Linked DNA regions of Homo sapiens: region 2 is linked to region 1. Evidence: read pairs that join two places in POLR2A ChIA-PET (ENCODE). Cell type or tissue: Panc1. All regions are shown on one strand. Links, peaks and the distances in the headings refer to the core of each region. The heading gives the core; the rest is flanking DNA. Region 1 has its middle 910 kb from the start of LINC02484. Region 2 has its middle 880 kb from the start of ARAP2.

The links. Peaks named below come from ENCODE experiments on the same cell type or tissue, not always from the same donor. Only the 100,000 strongest peaks of a DNase experiment are listed, where the experiment ranks them.
Region 2: POLR2A ChIA-PET joins it to region 1 with 5 read pairs; 2 of 35 experiments call an interaction of 5 or more read pairs at or near these places.

The regions. Positions count from the first base shown.
Region 1 is chr4:35,178,099-35,188,045 of GRCh38, reverse strand. No RefSeq gene overlaps it. Among named protein-coding and RNA genes, the nearest start is that of LINC02484, 910 kb to the right of the region's middle. In Panc1, for the core only: no CTCF peak of the experiment used is centred there; no DNase peak of the experiment used is centred there.
Region 2 is chr4:35,355,605-35,365,551 of GRCh38, reverse strand. No RefSeq gene overlaps it. Among named protein-coding and RNA genes, the nearest start is that of ARAP2, 880 kb to the left of the region's middle. In Panc1, for the core only: no CTCF peak of the experiment used is centred there; no DNase peak of the experiment used is centred there; H3K27ac peaks cover 632 bases.

The sequences.
Region 1 (9,947 bases), core at 3,211-7,210:
GAGACAGGGGTCTCACTATGTTACCCAGGCTGTTCTCAGACTCCTGGCCTCAAGCAATCCTCCTGCCTCAGCCTTCTAAACTGCTTGGATTACAGGCACCATGCTCGTCAAATGTATGTTTTTATGGTTTAAGAAAATTAGCCTGCCTGCTAAAATAATTTGCTTCTATTTTGTCTTTGTTTTTGCTGTAAAATCTTTTTAAACATTGTTTCTAGTATTTTTCTAGAAATTGTGTGTATTTATATACACGTACATATATACATATGTATATAATTAATTAATTTACATGCACAAATATGTAAGTATTTATATGTGTAATGTAAGTATTATTTTGTCACCCAGGTACTAAGCCTAATACTCAATAGTTATTTTTCTTCTCCTCTCCCTCATTCTACCCTCCATTCTGAGGTAGAACCCGGCGTTCCTTGTTCTTTTCTTTGTGTTCATGAGTTCTCATCATATAGTTCCCACTTATAACTGAGAACATGTGGTATGCGCTTTTCTGTTCCTGCATTAATTTGCTAAGGATACTGGCCTCCAGCTCCATCTTTGTTCCTGCAAAGGACATGATCTTATTCTTTTTTATGGCTACATAGTATTCCATCTTGTATATGTACTACAGTTTATTTATCCAGTCTACCACTGATGTGCATTTAGGTTGATTCCATATCTTTGCTATTGAGAATAGTGCTGCAATGAACATATGCATGCATATATCTTTATGACAGAAGGATTTATATTTCTTTGGGTGCATACCCAGTAATGGGATTGCTGGGTTGAATGGTAGTTCTGGTTTTAGCTCTTTAAGGAATTGCCACACTGTTTTCCACAATGCTTGAGCTAATTTACACTACCACTGACAGTGTATAAGTGTTCCTTTCTCCACAACCTTGCCAGCACCTGTTATCTTTTGATTTTTTAGTAATAGCCATTCTGACTGGTATGAGATTGCATCATATTGTGGTTTTGACTTGCATTTCTCTAATAATCAGTGATATTGAGCTTTTTTTCACATGCTTTGGGGTCATATGTGTGTCTTCTTTGAAAAGTGTCTGTAAATGTCCTTTGCCCACTTCTTAATGGGGTGATTTGTCTTTATTTTGTAAATTTAAGTTCCTTATAGATTCTAGATATTAGACCTTTCTCAGATGCATAGTTTAAAAACATTTTCTTCCATTCTGTAGGTTGCCTGTTTATGCTGTTGAAATTTCTTTTGCTGTGCAGAAGCTCTTTAGTTTAATTAGATTCTATTTGTCCATTTTTGCTTTTGTTCCAATTGCTTTTGTTGTCTTTACCATGAAATCTTTGTCAATTCCTATGTCCAGAATGGAATTACTTAGGTTGGTTTTGTCATTTACCCAAATGATGTTGTTTAATTACCATATAATTGTATAGTTTTGAGTGATTTTCTAAATCTTGAATTTTATTTTTATTGCACTGTGGTCCAAGAAAGTGGTTGGTGTAATTTCAGTTCTTTGTATTTGCTGAGGATTGTTTTATGTCTGATTATGTGATCAATTTTAGCATATGCACCATGTAATTACATAGTTTTGAGTGATTTTCTAAATCTTGAATGTTATTTTTATTGCACTGTGGTCCAAGAAAGTGGTTGGTAGGTTTCAGTTCTTTATATTTGCTGAGGATTGTTTTATGTCTGATTATGTGGTCAATTTTAGCATATGTGCCATGTGGCAAAGAGAAGAATGTATATTTTGTTGTTTTTGAGTGGAGATTTCTGTAGAGGTCTATCAGGTCCATGTGGTCTAGTATTGAGTTAAGATCTTGAATATCTTTACAAATTTTCTGCCCTAATGATCTGTCTAATAATGTCAGTGAGGTGTTGAAGTTTCTCAGTGTTATAGTGTGGAAATCAAAATCTTTTTGAAGGTCTCTAAGAATTTGCTTTATGAATCTGGGTGCTCCTGTTCGGTGAATATGTATTTAAGATAATTAGGTCTTCCTGTTAAATTGAACCCTTTACCATTATGTAATGCCCTTCATTGTCTTTTTTAATCTTTGTTGGTTTACATTCTGTTTTTTCTAAAATTAGGATCACAACCCTTGTTATTTTCTGTTTTCCATTTGTTTGGTAGATTTTTCTTCATCCCTTTATGTTGAGCCTATGGGTGATATTGCATATGAGATGGGTATCTTGAAGACAACATTCCACTGGGTCTTGCACATTTAGCCCGTTTGCATCAAGATTACATTGATATGTGTGGATTTGATATTATCATTATGTTGTTAGCTGCTTATTATGCCAACTTGCTTGTGTGGCTTCTTTATCATGTCACTGATCTGTGTAGTTTAGTGTGCTTTTGTAGTGGCTGGTTATGAATTTTCCTTTCTATATTTAGAGATTCTTTTAAGAATTCTTGTAATGAAGGTCTGAAAAGAAAAAATTCCCCCAGCATTTGCATGTGTGAAAAGGATCTTATTTCTCCTTCACTTATGAAACTTAGTTTAGTCGGATATGAAATTCTTGGTTGGAATTTCCTTTATTTAAGAATGTTGAATATAGTCACTCAATCTCTCCTGTCTCATAGGGTTTCTGCTCAGGTCAGCTACTATTCTGATGAGCTTCACTTTTAGGTAACCTGTTCTTTCTCTCTAGCTGCCTTTACCATGTTTTCTTTCATTTTGACCTTAGAGAATCTGAAGATTTTGTGTCTTGGAGATGATCTTTTTGTGAATTATTTTGGAGGAGTTCTCTGTGTTTCCTGAATTTAAGTGTTGTCCTCTGTAGCTAGGTTGGGGAAGTTATTCCTGATGACATTGTGAAATCTGTTTTCCAAATTTCTTCCATTCTGCCCATTTTTTCCAGGGATGCCAATAAGTAATAGATTCATTATCTTTACATAATCCCATATTTCTTAGAGGCTTTGTTCATTCCTTTCCATTGTTGTTTTTCTCTATTCTGTCTGTCTTATTTCAGAAAACCAGCCTTGAGGCTCTTGAGTCTTTCTTCAGCTTTGTCTGTTCAGCTGTTAACACTTGCAATTGCATTATATATTTCTTGTATTGTGTTTTTCAGCTCTATCTGGTCAGTTACATTTTTTTCCACTTTAAGTTCTAGGATACATGTGCTGAATGTGCAGGTTTGTTACATAGGTATACATGTGCCACAGTGGTTTGCTGCACCTATGAACCCATCATCTAGGATTTAATTCCCGTATGCATTAGGTATTTGTTCTAATGCTCTCCCTCCCCTTTCCCTCCACCCCTCAACAGGCCCAGGTGTGTGATATTCCCCTCCCTGTGTCCATGTGTTCTCATTGTTCAACTCCCACTTATGAGTGAGAACATGCGATGTTTGGTTTTCTGTTCCTGTATTAGCTTGCTGAGAATGATAATTTCTAGCTTCATCCATGTTCCTGCAAAGGACATTGACTCATTCTTCTTTATGAATGCATATTCCAAGGTGTATGCATATTCCAAGGTGTATAGGTTCCACATTTTCTTTATCCAGTCTATCATTGATGGGCATTTGGGTTGGTTCCAATTCTTTGCTATTATAAATAGTGCTGCAATAAACATATGTGTGCATGTATCTTTATAATAGAATGATTTATATTCTTTTGAGTATATACCTAGTAATGGGGTTGCTGGATCAAATGGTATTTCTGGTTCTAGATCCTAGAGGAATTGCCACACTGTCTTCCACAATGGTTGAACGAATTTACACTCCCACCAACAATATAAAAGTGTTCCTATTTCTCCCCATCCTCACCAGCATCTGTTATTTCCAGACTTTTTAATGATCACCATTCTAACTGGCATGAGATGGTATCTCATTGTGGTTTTGATTTGCATTTCCCTAATGACCAGTGATGATGAGATTTTTTTCATATATTTGTTAGCCACACAAATGTCTTCTTTTGATAAATGTGTGTTCATATCTTTTGTCCACTTTTTGATGGAGTTGTTTGTTTATTTCTTGTACATTTGTTTAAGTCCCTTGTAGATTCTGGGTATTAGACCTTTGTCAGATGGATAAATTGCAAAAATTTTCTCCCATTCTGTACGTTGCCCGTTTACTCTGATGATGGTTTATTTTGCTGTGCAGAAGCTCTTTAGTTTAATTACATCCCATTTGTCAATTTTGGCTTTTGTTGCAATTGCTTTTGGTGTTTTAGTCATGAAGTCTTTGCCCATGCCTATGTCCTGAATGGTATTGCCTAGGTTTTCTTCTAGGGTTTTTATGGTTTTAGGCTTTGCATTTAAGTCTTCCATCCAGCTTGAGTCAATTTTTGTGTAAGGTGTAAGGAATGGGTCCACTTTCAGTTTTCTCCATATGGCTAGCCAGTTTTCACAGCACCATTTATTAAATAGGGAATCTTTTCCCCATTGCTTGTTAACGTCAGGTTTGTCAAAGGTCAAATGGTTGTAGATGTGTGGTGTTATTTCTGAGGCCTCTGTTCTGTTCCATTGGTCTATACATCTGTTTTGGTTACCAGTACCATGCTGTTTTGGTTACTGTACCTTTGTAGCATGGTTTGAAGTCAAGTAGTGTGATGCCTCCAGCTTTGTTATTTTCGCTTAGGATTGTTTTGGCTATATGGGCTCTTTTTTTTTTTCTTTTGTTCCATATGAAATTTAAAGTAGTTTTTTTCTAGTTCTGTAACAAAAGTCAATGGATAGCTTGATGGGAATAGCATTGAATCTATAAATTACTTTGGGCAGTATGGACACATTCTTTTCTACACTGACTATTTTGTCTGCAGCTCCTGTATCATTTTATTGTGATTCTCAGCTTCCTAAGATTGGGTTTAAACATTCTCTTGAATCTCAATGATCTTTGTTTCAATCCATATTCAGAATTCTATTTCTGTCATTTCAGCCATTTCATTTCAGTTAAGAAGGCTTGCTGGGGAACAAGTGCAGTCGTTTGGAGGAAAGAAAACATTTTGGCTTTTTGAGTTGTCAGAGATCTTGCACTCGTTCTTTCTAATCTTTGTGGGGTGATGTGCATTCAGTTTTTGAGGTTGGTGCCCGTCGGATTTTTTTTTCTTTTCTTTATTTGATGAACTTGGGGGTTTTGATTGTGGGAGAAGGAGGGTTTAGTTGACTGGATTTGTATCTGGAAGATTTTAGGGGCCAAGGCTCAGCTCAGTGCTTTGGGACTGTATGCTCTACCTCTGAGACTGGTATTAGGCCCCAGCTTTGATTTTTGGCTCTTCCAGTTTAGGAACCTACTGCACTGGAGGCACTGAGGTGCTCCTGGATTGCTAGTCACAACTCTCTGATGAGTGTTGCCAGCCAAAGCCCTTTTTAGGGCAGTAGCAGCAGGATCCATTCTCATTTGCATATGCCAGCAGCAGCAGCAGTAGCAGTGTGGTGGGGTGCATGCTCATTGGCTGTGGCAGTGTGCTATTGGGTGCCAGGGTGCTGGCCTCTGTGAAGATGTTCACAGCAATGGCAATGGCAACAGGGATTGGGAAGGTGGGGGCCCCCTGCTAGCAACTGTAGCATGTTTGCACTGGTTGTGATGTTAGCTAGGGGTGGAGCACTGGTGGGTGCAGGATTTTGTGCCCCCTCTGTGTGTGTACATGTGGACAGCAGCAATGCTCAGGGTGGAGGTGGGTCTGCTGTTTTCTGTGAATAGTTTTGCACAAGTGGCAGTGTAAGTACAGACTTGGGGTGCTGGGGAGATGGGGCTGGCAGCTTTGTGCCAGTAATACTCTGATGACAATGGCAGTGTAGCTGAGGCGATGGGGTGAGGTTGGTGTGCAGCTATGCCAACAGCAGTGGTATGGCAGGGTCCAGGGACACACACATTCTGGAAAGGAAAAAAGGGCAATGTCTGCCTGCACGTACATACTAGGCAGAGCGATGTGAGGTGAGGCCATGGGAGAGCACATGCAGGAAAAGCCACATAGGGTAGGCTGCAGTGGGAGGAGTACACAGGAGGGCTGGTGTGTGTCCATGGGGATTGTTCTGTTGGAGCACACTGCTGGACAGGTGCAGTCTGCCAGCACAACAGCTATGATGCAAGCCCCTGGGAGGCACTTGGGTGTTCCACTTAAAGCAAAAATGGCCAAGCTTGGGACACCGGAGAGGCCAGCAGACCCAGGGGTACTCAAGTCAGACCGGCTCCATCTCATGCGCAAGACCTCCCTGCAGAGTTCATGTCCAACAATTCCCCTAGGACTAAAGTCTGCTATAGGAGCAAGTCAAGCCAAAGGGGATGGGCATCTCTGGCTATGCTCCACTACAGACACTTCTGCAGCTCCACTACAGACACTCCTGAACCAAACCCTCTGGGTGCCACACTGGCTCAAGTTCTGCCCCACCACTTCCTTAAGCGGATCTCCCTGGCAACTCAAGTGTCCGTGATGCTCAAGGGGTCTCCTTCTACTGGGAAACCAGAGGCCCACAGCGTGAGTGGATTGCTCCTTGCCAGTTCAACTCACCCCTTCCACAGGAGTCGTTAGGGGCCAAGAATAAGTTCTGGTGCCCTGTAGCCCAGTGCATGGTCCCCAGCTTTCTGCCAGTTCAGCCTAGCATCTGTGTCTTCCCTCCATTCACTGTCAATGCCTTCCTTCTGAAGTTCTGCTAGAAGTGCACCAGTCTTTCTGATGTCCTGGTCCCCCAGTGGGAGACATTCTTCCTGGCTTCACCTAATCAGCATCTTGAAGCAGGAATCCACACTTTTTTTAATAGCAACTGTATAATCAATGTCTAGTTCTTAAAGAAAACAAACACTGAATAAACTAATCCCGCTATTATTTTGTTTAAGTATGATAGAAATTATTTATGGAAAGTTGACATCTTTTTGATAGCAATGTATATTTGGAAATAGAGGAAATCTTGACATTGATTCAAATAAAAATATGTCCGTTAGCAGCATTTTAAATATAATTTGTATATTTCTTGCATGTCATTCATATCCCATTTTGATATTACACCCAAGTAAGTTATTTGATCTCCTTATTTTCCTGCTTATAATAGTAATTTTCTCTCTTATTTTTTATCTTTAAAAAATATAAAATTTCCAATATCTACAACTACAATTACGTATTTTCTCCTATTATAATTCATAGTTGTTTTGCTCCTGGTATGAATCCAAGTGGATATTCCTTTAAATGAACTGTTGCATTCAGATTGTTAATTATTTACTGAGATTTTTAAACAATTGTTACACATGAAATTTGACCAGAGCGTTATTTTTCATATTATCTAAGTCAGGTCAGGTTTGTATAACAACCCCATGAAAGCATTTTGAATTTTTTCCCACTTTTCTGTATTCCGGACTCTCTTTAATAGCATTAGAATTTGCTCTGTGTTTATGACTTTCCATGGACATGATGCTTTGTAATGGGGCATGGGGAATAATTTACACATTTGAATACATGTGAAATTGGCTTCTTTAGGGTTTTACATATTTTAGGGAGTCAGTTTCAGAGAAAATAATTGATTGTCTAGGTTATCAAAATGACCTGAATTTTACTGAAGAAATTAGTCTCTTATTCTTTTATCAATGATGATCTTCATTCTCTTTTCTTCTTTGTGTATTTGTAGATGCTCTCATTTCAATTGATTGAATTGTTTATCTATTTAACTTTACCTTTTTAAAATTAAATTAAAGAATTAGTTCACATGTGTCTTTACCTTTTTAAAATTAAATTAAAGAGTTAGTTCACATCATTTTTTTTCTATTTTGGGGTGCCTGAATATATTTCATCCCACTATAACTTTGTTGTCATTAGAATTGTCTTACTGTTCTTTCACTTATGTATGACTTGTAACTGTATAAATTTATTATCATTTATTCCAATTATTGAAACAAGTATGTTAGAAAGGAAGAAGTTAAATTTTTCCTGTTTGCAGACAATATGATCTTATATATAGAAAACCCAAGAGTCCACCAAAAAACTGTTAGAACTAATAAATGAATTCAGTAAAGTTGTAAGACACAAAATCAACAATAAATGATGCTGGACAAACTGGATATCCATATGCTGAAGAATGAAATTTGAACTTTATTTCATACTGTATGCAAAAATAACTTTATTTTACACCATATGCAAGTAGGAAAGTCATTATGGCAAGTAATATTGAGATTCCTAAAATAATTAAAAATAGAATTATCCATATGACCCAACATTCCCAGTACTAGGTGTATATTCAAAGGTAATAAAATCTGTATGTCAAAGAGAAATCTGCCTTTTTATGTTCACTGCAGCATTATTCACCATAGCCAAGATAAGGAAACAACCTAAATATCCATTAACAAATGAATGGATAAAGAATATCTGGTATATTCACACAATTCAATACTGCTTAACCTTAAAAAAGAAGAAATTCTTTCATTTGTAACAACACGAATGAACCTGAAGAGTAAAGTAAGCTGGGCACAGAAAGACAAATACCACATGACCTTACTTATATGTGGAGTCTGAAAATCTTGAGAACATAGAAACAGGGAGTATATTGGTAGTCTCTAGAGCCTGGGGGATGGAGGAATTGAACAGTTGTTCAAGGACACAAAATTTTAGTTAGGAAAATAAGAGATACATTAATATGCACATCAATATTTCTCTACAATAATTGGTGATTACAGTTAATGACAGTATATTATATACTTGAAAATGACTACTAGAGTAAATTTTAAATCTTCTTAATACAAAAAAATGATAAGGAAGTGAGGTAACACGTATGCCAGATATCTTCATTTAACTGTTCTATAATGCATACATATATCAAAACATCATATCATTCAACACAAATATATATAATTTTTACTCATCAATTAAAATTAAACAACAAATAAAACAAAACAATAAACATGTATATTCATTTGAGAAAGTTCCTTTGAGACTATCTTGATGTGTAGGCCTTAAATACTACTGGACTATGCTCTCATTAATGTTTACTATAACTATTACTTCTTATAATTTCTTTCTCTTCATTTCTCAGCCATATTTTGTTGCATTAATTTGTAATATTTGCCTTAAACATTATATACCTGTAGGCATATAAGCATATAAGTTAATAATTTAAATAAACCAATTACTAATTATATTATTTTCAATAGTTAATTGTTTCCTAATTTTAATGATTTACCACAAATTAAATTATCAATATATTTAAATATATGCTTGTATTTAAATACATATGTGTATTTACAATTTTTAAAATTGTTTTGAATTTAAATGTTATATATTAATATCTAACACAAAAAGTAAGAGTTCATGTTTTTACATTCCTTTTTATCTCTCCCCTTTCTCTTTCAAAATTGCTTCATCAGTTGTGATCTTCTCCAGTTTATATCATTTACATATTGTTCAGTCACCAGAGGTTCAAAGGTTGCTTTAGTCTTATTCCTAAAATGAAACTAAATCAATATGCAGTGCCCGTCGTCCTTCTGTTTTTTTATTTTTTTTAACTTTTATTATAAGTTCAGGTACAGGTGCAAGATGTGCTGGTTTGTTAGATAGGTAGATGTGTACCATGGTGTTTAACCACACAGATCATCCCATCATCCAGGTATTAAGCCCAGTATTCATTAGCTATTCTTCCTGATGTTCTTCCTTCCCCTAACCTCCCACAGGTGCCCAGTGTGTGCTGCTCCTCGCATGTGTTCTCATTGTTCAGCTCCCACTTATAAATGAGACCATGCAGGGTTAGGTTTTCTCTTCCTACATTAGTTTGCTGAGGATAATGGCTTCCAACTGCACCCATGTCCCTGAAAAGGACATGATCTCATTCCTTTCTATTGAGCGTAATCCTCCATCGTGTATATATACCACATATTCTTCATCCAGTCTGTCATTGATAGGCATTTGGGTTGATTCCATGTCTTTTCTATTGTGAATAGTGCTGTAATGAACATATGCATGCATGTGTCTTTGTAACAGAATAACTTACATTTCTTTAGGTATATACCTAGTAATGGCATTGCTGGGTTAAATGGTATTTCTGCCTCTAGGTAATGTAAATCATTA
Region 2 (9,947 bases), core at 2,452-6,451, 180 kb before region 1:
TTTATTCTTTTCTGCAGAAATAATCACAGTTGATAATCTTCCAAATATTTTAAACCTTTCTTATAAGATAGGAGCTGTTTAGAGTGATCAGCAGCCTGTGGAGGAGAGCCCTTTATAGACAAAGTAAATGCAATATGAGGAGACTTTGCAAGTTTCTAATCCCTTTCATATGCATTAGTCATTCAATCCTTTCAATATCCCTGGAGGGAGGACTTGTGATTCCTGCTTCAAAAGGAAAGAAATTCAAGTCTCAAAAGTTTTATGACTGAGAGAGAAGGAAAATGGCGGATAGAAAGCAGGACTAAGTGGCAGCTCCCACTCAGACAGACAGAGCAGCATGTGAAGACTCATATTGTGAACTTTTGCTCCAACAACTACTGAAGAAATATACCATGAAAGCCAGAAGAACCCACAGACCCTCTGAAGGAAGCAGATTGCCTGTAAGCCCCAGAAGACAGCTAAAAAACTGTGAGTGCCCAAAGTGTGAAAGTGTGAAAGAGGGATCATCTGCCCCCGAACAAACATCCTCATTGGGGAACCTGAAGGTCCAGATCATGGGAGAAGGATTTGATCTTATCTGGAGCTGAGAGAAATTTAGAGCACAGTATTAGGAGAAGTAGCAGGGAAGCCATTTCTGACTTTGTCTTGCAGAGGTCCTTGGGGAGGGCTGCCAGAGGAACTGGGAAGAGACCACAGGGAGAACTTTCCAGCTGAACTTTTTAACAATTTTGAACTAACATGAAGTTTTCTGGACAGAACCTGGGGGAAGGGGTGAAATGGGAGTGCAGGCACAGCACAGAAGCCATGGCAGGTGGGGGAGGTGCAAAACCTGAAAGCCCTGCTTGCTTTCACAGCCAGGAGGCTGGTAGCCTGGGGCAACTTCTGAGCCCTGCTCATCCATTGCCTGGAAATAAACTTAATGCTGTTGTTGGGGGCATGGTGGGAGTGACACTGGCCTTTTGGGCTGTGTGGGAGCTGGGTGAGGCCTGTAACTGCCGGCTTTCCCCTGCTTCCCTAGCAACCTGCATGACACAGCAGAGGTACCCATGTTCCCAGGAGGATAATAAATCCTCCTCAGAACATAACTCCATTGGCCTGAGAACCACATCCTCAATCCCCACAGCAGCCACAGCAAGCCCTGCCCCAGCAGAGTCTGAGCTAAGACATATCTAGCCCTGTCCCCACCTGATGGTCTTTCTCTACTGGATCTGGTAGTGGAAGACAAAGGATATAATCTCTTAGGAGTTCTAAGGCCCCGCCCACCAACTGATCTTCTCTATACTACCAGGGGTGATGCACTCCTGAAAGCCCCACCTCCTAGCAAGAGGCCAGCCAAAACAAAACTAGTGCAATAAACAACACTACAAGTAAAGAATCTCACAGAGTCCATTTCACTCCCCTGCCACCTCCACCAGAGCAGGTGCTGGTATCCATGGCTGAGAGATCTGACCATGGTTCACAACACAGGACTCCATGCAGACACCCTCCAGTACCTACTCGAAGCCTGGTTCTAGATGGCTAGGTCCAGAAGATAAATAACAATCACTTCACTTTGGATCCTAGGATGCCACATCCCTAGGGGAAGTGGGAGAGCACTGCATCAAGGGAGCACCTCGTGGGACAAAAGAATCTCAACAGCAGCCCTTGAGTCCAAGATCTTTCCTCTAACATAGTCTATCCAAATGAGAAGGAGCCAGAAAAACAATTCTGGTAATATGACAAAACAAGGTTCTTTAACACCCCAAAAAGACCACACTAGCTCATTATCAATGGATCTAAACCAAGAAGAAATCCCTAAATTGCCAGAAAAAAAATTCAGAACATTGATTTTTAAGCTAATCAAAGAGGCACCACAAAAAGGTAAGGTCCAACTTAATGAAATAAAAAAAAAAAAAATACAAGATATGAAGGGAAAAATCTTCAGTGAAATAGATAGCATAAATAAACAATCACAACTTCTGGAAATCAAGGACACACTTAGAGAAATGCAAAAAAAAAAATACTGGAAAAACTCATCAATGACATCAAACAAGCAGAAGAAAGAACTTCAGAGCTTGAAGACAAGGTTTTTGAACCAACCCAATCCATAAAGGCAATGAAAAAAGAATTTAAAAAGTGAACAGAGCCTTCAAGAAGTTTGGAATTATTTTAAATGCCCAAACCTAAAAATAATTGGTGTTCTTGAGGAAAAAGGGAAATCTAAAAGTTTGGGAAACATATTTGAGAGTATCATCGAAGAAAACTTTCCCAGACTTGCTAGTGATCTATACATCCAAATATAAGAAGCTTAAAGAATACCTGGGAAATTTATTTTAAAAAGATAATCACCTAGGCACTTATCAGGTTATCTTAAGTCAAGATGAAGAAAATAATCTTGAAAGTTGTGAGGCAAAAGCACCAGGTAACCTGTAAAGGAAAACTTAGCAGATTAAAAGCAGATTTCTCAACCGAAATCCTACAAGCTAGAAGGGAGTGGGGCCCTATCTTCAGACTTCTTAAACAAAACAATTATTGGCAAAGAATTTTTTATCCAGCTGAACAAGAATTCATAAATACTGGAAAGATACACTCTTTTTAAGACAAATAAATGCTGAGAGAATTCACCAGTCCAAGCCAACACTAAAAGAACTGCTAAAAGGAGCTCTAAATCTTGAAACAAATATTTGAAATACACCAAAATAGAACCTCTTTAAAGCATAAGTCTCACAGGACCTATAAAACAAAAACACAATAAATAATTTTTAAAAGGGTATTCAGGCAACAAATATTAATAGCATGATGAATAAAATAGTATCTCACATCTCAATACTAATGTTGAATGTAAATGGCTTAAACAATCCACTTAAAAGATACAGAATGGCAGCATGGATAAGAATTCACCAACCAAATATCTGCTGTCTACAAGAGACTCATTTAACACATAAAGACTCACATAAACTTAAGGTAAAAGGGTGGAAAAATATATTTCATGCAATCAGACACTAAAAGTGAGCAGAAGTAGCTATTTTTATACCAGACAAACTTTAAAGCAACAGCTATTAAAGAGACAAAGAGAGACATTATATAATGATAAAAGGACTTGTCCAACAGGAAAATATCACAATCCTAAATATATATGCATCTAACACAGGAGTTCCCAAATTTATCAAACAATTACTATTAGACCTAAAAAATGAGATAGACAGCAACACAATAATAGTGAGGGACTTCAATACTCCACTGACAGCACTAGACAGGTAATCAAGACAGAAAGTCAACAAAGAAACAAAGGATTTAAACTATACCCTAGAACAAATGGACTGAACAGATATTTACAGAACATTCTACCCAACAACTGCAGAATATATATTCTATTCATCAGCATATGGAGCATTCTCCAAAATAGACCATATAATAGGCCACAAAACAAGTCTCAATAGATTTTTAAAAATTGAATTATATCAAGCACTCTCTCAGACCACAGTGGAATAAAATTGGAAATCAATTCCAAAAGTAACTCTCCAAACCATGCAAATACATGGAAATTAAATAACCTGCTCCTGAATAATCATTGGGTTAACAATGAAATAAAGATAGGAATTAAACAATTATTTGAACAGAATGATATCAGTGACACAACCTATAAAAACCTCTGGGATATGGCACAGGCTGTGCTAAGAGGAAAGTTCATGGCCTTAAGTGCCTACATCAAAAAGCCTGAAAGAGCACAAATAGACAATCTAAGATCACACCTCAAGGAGCTAGAGAAACAAGAACAAACCAAACCCAAGCCCAGCAGAAGAAAAGATATAAACAAAATCAGAGCGAACTAAATGAAATTGGAACAAACAAATAAACCAAAAAAAAAAAAAGAAAAAGAAAAAGATAAATGAAATAAAAAGCTTGTTATTTGAAAAGTTCAATAAAATTGATAGACCATTAGAGAGTCACCAAAAGAATAAAAGAGAAGATCAAAATAAGCTCGATTAGAAATGAAATGGGAGCTGTAACAACAAATACAACAGAAATACAAAAGATCACTTAAGGCTGCTATGAGCAGCTTTACACACATAAACTAGAAAACCTAGAGGAGATGTATAAATTCCTGGAAATATACAACTCTGCTAGAATAAACCAGGAAGAAATAGAAACTCTGAATGGACCAAAAACAAGCAGCAAGATTGAAATGGTAATTAAAAAAATTGCCAACAAAAAAAAGACCAGGACCAGATGGATTCACAGCTGAATTCTATCAGCCATCTGAAGAAGAATTGGTACCAATCTTATTAACACCATTCCACAAGATAGAGAAAGAGAATCCTTCCTAATTCCATGAAGCCAGTATCACCCTAATACCAAAACCAGGAAAGGAAATAACAAGAAAAGAAAACTACAGATCAGTACCCCGATGATTATAGATGCAAAAATCCTTAACAAAATACTAGCTAACAACATCCTACAGTATACCAAAAAGATAATCCACCATGATCAAGTAGGTTTCATACCAGAGATGCAGGGTTGGTTTAATATCTGCAAGTCAATAAATGTGGTACACCACATAAACAAAATTAAAAATAAAAATCAAATAATCATTTCAATAGATGCAGAAAAAGTATTTGACAAAATCCAGCATCCCTTTATGATTAAAATCCTCAGCAAAATCAACATAGAAAGGACATACCTTAGTGTAATAAAAGCCGTCTATGATAAACCCACAGCCAACATAATACTGAAAGAGGAAAAACAGAAAGCATTCCCCCTGAGAACTGGAAGGAGACAAGGATGCTCACTCTCAACATTTCTATTCAACATAGTACTGGAAGTTCTACCCAGAAGACTCAGACAAGAGAAAGAAATAAAGGACATATGTAAATCAGTAAAGAGGAAGTCAAACTGTCACTGTTTACTAATAATATGATCGTATACCTAGAGAACCCTAAAGGCTCATCCAAAAACTCTTAGAACTGATAAATGAATTCAGCAAAGTTTCAGGATACATAATTAATGTACACACATCAGTAGCTCTGCTATACACCAACAGCAGCCAAGCTGAGAATCAAATCAAGAACTCAAATCATTTTACTATAGCTGCAAAAAAATTAAAATACTTACGAATGTACCTAACCAAGGAGGTGAAAGATCTCTGCAAGGAAAACTACAAAACACTTCTGAAAGAAATCATAGATGACACAAACCAATGGAAACACATCCCATGCTTATGGAAGGGTAGAATCAATATTGTGAAAATGACCATATTGACAAAAGCAATCTACAAATACAGCGCAATTCCTATCAAAATACCACCATCATTCTTCACAGAACTAGGAAAAACAATCTTAAAATTAATATGGAGCCAAAAAAAGAGCCCGCATAACCAAAGCAAGACTAAGCAAAAACAAACAAACAAAAAACAAATCTGGAGGCATCACATTACCTGACTTCAAACTATACTAATACTGCCATAGTCACCAAAACAGCATGCTACTGGTATAACAATAGGCACATAGACCAATAGAACAGAATAGCGAACCCAGAAACAAAGCCAAATACTTAGAGCAAGCTGATCTTTGACAAATCAAACCAAAACATAAAGTGGAGAAAAGGCACCCGATTCAACAAATGGTGGTAGGATAACTGGCAAGCCACGTGTAGGAGAATGAAACTGGATTCTCATTTCTCACCTTATAAAAAATTAACTCAAGATGGCTGAAGGACTTAAGTCTAAGACCCAAAACCATAAAAATTCTAGAAGATCACATTGTAAAAACCCTTCTAGATATTGGCTTAGGCAAAGACTTCATGACCAAGGACCCAAAACAAATGAAACAAAAACCAAGACAAATAAATGTGACTTAGTTAAACTGAAAAGCTTCTGCACAGCAAAAGAAACAAACCACAAAGTTAACAAACAACTCAAAGAGTGGGAGAAAATCTTTGAAATTTATACATCCAGAAAGGACTAATATCCAGAATCTATGAGGAACTCAAACAAATCAGCAAGAACAAAACAAAAAATTCCATCAAAAAATGGGCTAAGGACATGGATAGACAATTCTCAAAAGAAGATACACAAATGGCCAACGAACATATGAAAAAATGCTCAACATCACTGTCAGAGAAATACAAATCAAAACCACAGTGCAATACCACATAGGGTACAGTGTACACTGCTCAGGTGATGGATGCACCAAAATCTCAGAAATCACCACTAAGGAGCTTATTCATGTAATCAAACACTACCTGTTCCCCAAAAAGCTATTGAAATAGAAAATAAAATAAAGAACCATTGATTGTTTTTATTCCTTTCCTGGGGGAAAATGCTTCCACTTCCTTCAAGACAAGATTCTTTTCTTCAGAGCCAGATCTATTTCCCAGCGAAATCACCAGAAACGCTGGCTGTCATTGCCAGTTGTTAACGGGTACTAACAATAGTATCTGCTCTAACAGAGCCAACCACACAAATAGAAGGATTTGATGGCCTCTCCTTGGTATGACTTAAGGACAGTGGAGATATCTCCATGCAGAAATCCCTCCCAGACTACCTGAGTCCTGCTGCCTGAAACTCTGTTAGTGAATCATTTCTTTACATTAAGCATTGCTTTCTGGAAAACATTATTCAAAGAGGTAACATATTTAAGTCAGTTTGGTGGTCAAGAGAATGGGAAGGAGGCACTAAAGAAAGAGGAAAAGAGGAAGATAATTGAACGAAAAATAATTTTTTTAAGTTTTATTATTTAACCAAGGTCATACCAACTCATAAGAGGTAGAGCAGGGAAATGACTTCAGGTTTTCTTGTTTTTAGTTTATGTTTCTATGAGCAAAGCAATCATGAAAATGTATCATGAAATCTTACCTTAATATCTTCAGTAATTGCTTTGTGTTCCCACGTGACTTCCCTTTTTAGTTTTCACTTTTCTCTCGTCAAATGAAAAACAATTCAATTTATGTAAAGAGAGATTTTATCGCAAGAGGGAAGGAACGGATTATTGCAATAGTGGGAGGGAGACAGAGCAGATGACTGTTGAAACAGGGAGACTCTGCAAGCCTCTTAAATGTTGGGTAAAGAAGGGCTTTTCTTTTGTGAAAGGGAATAACCAAGGCCTGAGAGAACCTGGTGTCGGGGAATAGGATGAGCAAAGGTGAAATCATTATACAGCCGATCAGGAAATGCTGTATCCTAAGGTCAGTCTTTTCTTGAGAGAGACCTATAAGGAGGGATTGTTTGCTGGTTGCAGGGTCTAGAGGAGAAAAGAATCTTAACAAGCATTTTGCTCCAATGTGTCTGTGGGGAAGAAAACAATTGAGCTAATTGTTTATGAGACATAGAACCAGAATTTAAGGAATCTGTGTCTGGCTTTGTCATAGGTAAACAAGGAAGCATCTGTGAGGCTAATGTAAGTCCTATGGGGATGGGAGGTTTGTGTGGTAAGCTATTTCAGAAAACAGAAAAGTGGGAAATTTCTCAACCATTGCTGTATCCCAGAATCACAGGACTCTGGTAAACTTTAACAATTCCACTCTTCGGGTTGTAAACATTTTTCCTGATAAGAAAATCCACTGAAGTCCTGAGATATAACAGTCTTCCCATGCTCTCTGGCATTTATGAGAGCTTCCTATTAATAAATGTATCGCACACAGTGGTATATCCACTCATAAAGTCTCCTAATGCATGTCAGGGTAGGATCAGCATTTATAAAAAAAAAAGTAAAGTCGGGGAAATTTGAACAAATCACCACAGAAGTGAAGTTAGTAAATCAAAGTAATTTAGGGTCCACATCAGTTTCTCTTCAAATTTCTAATCATAAATATTGCTTTGTTTTTGTATATTTTTATTTTCTCTTGGGCAAAAAAATGCTATCTATGCATACTTAATATATTAAATACGTTTGTTAATTCAATTAAAACTTGTAAAATATTATGCAAATATAAAATATATTTAGTACTTATCCTAGTGAAATTGAGTAAGAAGTATCAATCTGATATATGAGATCCACTGCTTGGTCACATATGACATTCACTGCTTGGTCAGTCTGCAATATTTCAGGCTATTTCTGTGATATTTCAAATAAATTTTAAAAATAGAAAAGAAAACATTCTGCAATGTTTCCCACTATGCATGTTACTAGCTGCTGCATGTCATAAAAAGGATAATGTTGATTCTTCAAAACTTGTATTTCATTACAGGCCAAAACCTTTACTGCACTGCAACATAGTCAATGACTCTTTTCATTGTGTTGCCTCTTAACCACAAACGTACTTCTATTATTTTACTTACCACAAGGTCTTGATATTTAATCACAATTCTGACTTGACAAAGATATGAGGAAAACAGAGGAAATCATGTTTGACATAGACAAGTTAATTTATAATGATAGTGTATACATTTTATTATCTATGATCATTGCATTACTAATATGATAATTAATAATTGCTTAGCTTAGTGTCTGTTCCTACTTATGTCCCAGCCATAAATAATAATGTCAATAAAAAAAATAATAAGGAAAAATAAGAAGAAAATGAAAAGTTTATTGAACATCGTATAACTTGCCTTTTTTAATTATTACTAAAATCCTTCTAGGCAAGTACTATTATTTATTTTCAATTTACAGATTATAAAATCTAGGCTTAGAACAAAGTCACCAGGATAGGACTATAACTCAATAATTTGTGCTGTTAGTATATCATATCTAAATTATATAATCAAAAGAGAGCATTAATTCAGGCCAGAAAAATGAGAAAAGCAAAGTCACTTTTTAACATTTCTCTAAACCTCTTGATCCTGAGTTTCCTGGGAGGTACACAAGATTGAATTTTATTTTTTCACTTATTTTACTTTTGGCCTTATTTCTTCATTTCCAGTTTACTGGTTTTATATTCAGTAGTTGTTTTATAATAAAAATAAGGATAATAAAATTAGCTAACATTTGTCCAGCACTTGTTTGCCAGATACTGTTCTAAGCACTTTACATATATTAATTCGTAATCCAACTCAAGCCATCTGGCCCCTAATGCATACTCTTAAAAATAATACAATACAGACTCATCTAATAAATGGTATACAACTATTTTTTTTACAAAGGGAAGCATAAATAAAATCAAATGCCATAAAACATTTTTAAATAAAATGGTGCATACCTCTCTCCAGTCTTTGTACATGATAGTCATTATCTCTTTATACTTACACTAGTAAGTAGAAAAATGGGAAAATGTGAACACTCACAAGTCATATACTTTAATGCTACATTGCCTGAAAACTCATGCAAGCCCAAGTAGACAATATACACATTTCCTATTTTATTTGACAATTAAATTATTTTCAAAATAACTTTTCTTAGCCACTGCCCTACTATGGGTATCAAATACACATGAAAAATGTGGTCTCTTTCTTTAAGTGTGGAGAAAGTAAATTAAACAAATTCAAACTTCTAGCTTCTGTTTCCATAGAATAATACAATGGTCCTTAATTGAGAAATTTCAGTCTAATGAAGAGCGTTTTATAGTTCATACTATTTTTACGTGTTTTTCAGCAAGGTCCAATTTGTGTAGAAGTCATGGAGAACTGGGAAATAATCATTGGTTGAGTGTTTACCTTATGTTCTTAGTTTGCACAGTGTCAGACAATTGTGGGAAAGAAAGGACACAATTGTTGCTCATATGTATACAGTTTGGAGACATTGAATATGCCTAGAACTAAGAACTGCTAAAAATGCAAAGTTAAAGTAATAAAAATCCTGTGCAAATGCCAAAATGCTGAAGAGAAAGTAAAAATAATTCTAAATATAATAGAGTTATCAGGAAAAAATCCCTAGGATCTGGGTTGTTTTATTATGAAATGGAATGATAAAACATTATAGAGTAGATAGGAAAGTCTACATGAAAATGAAAATGGCATAGACAAACAGGTCTGTGGCAACAATTTAGGATATTTGTTATTCATGAATAAGAATCTCTGCACTCTGTTGGGAATA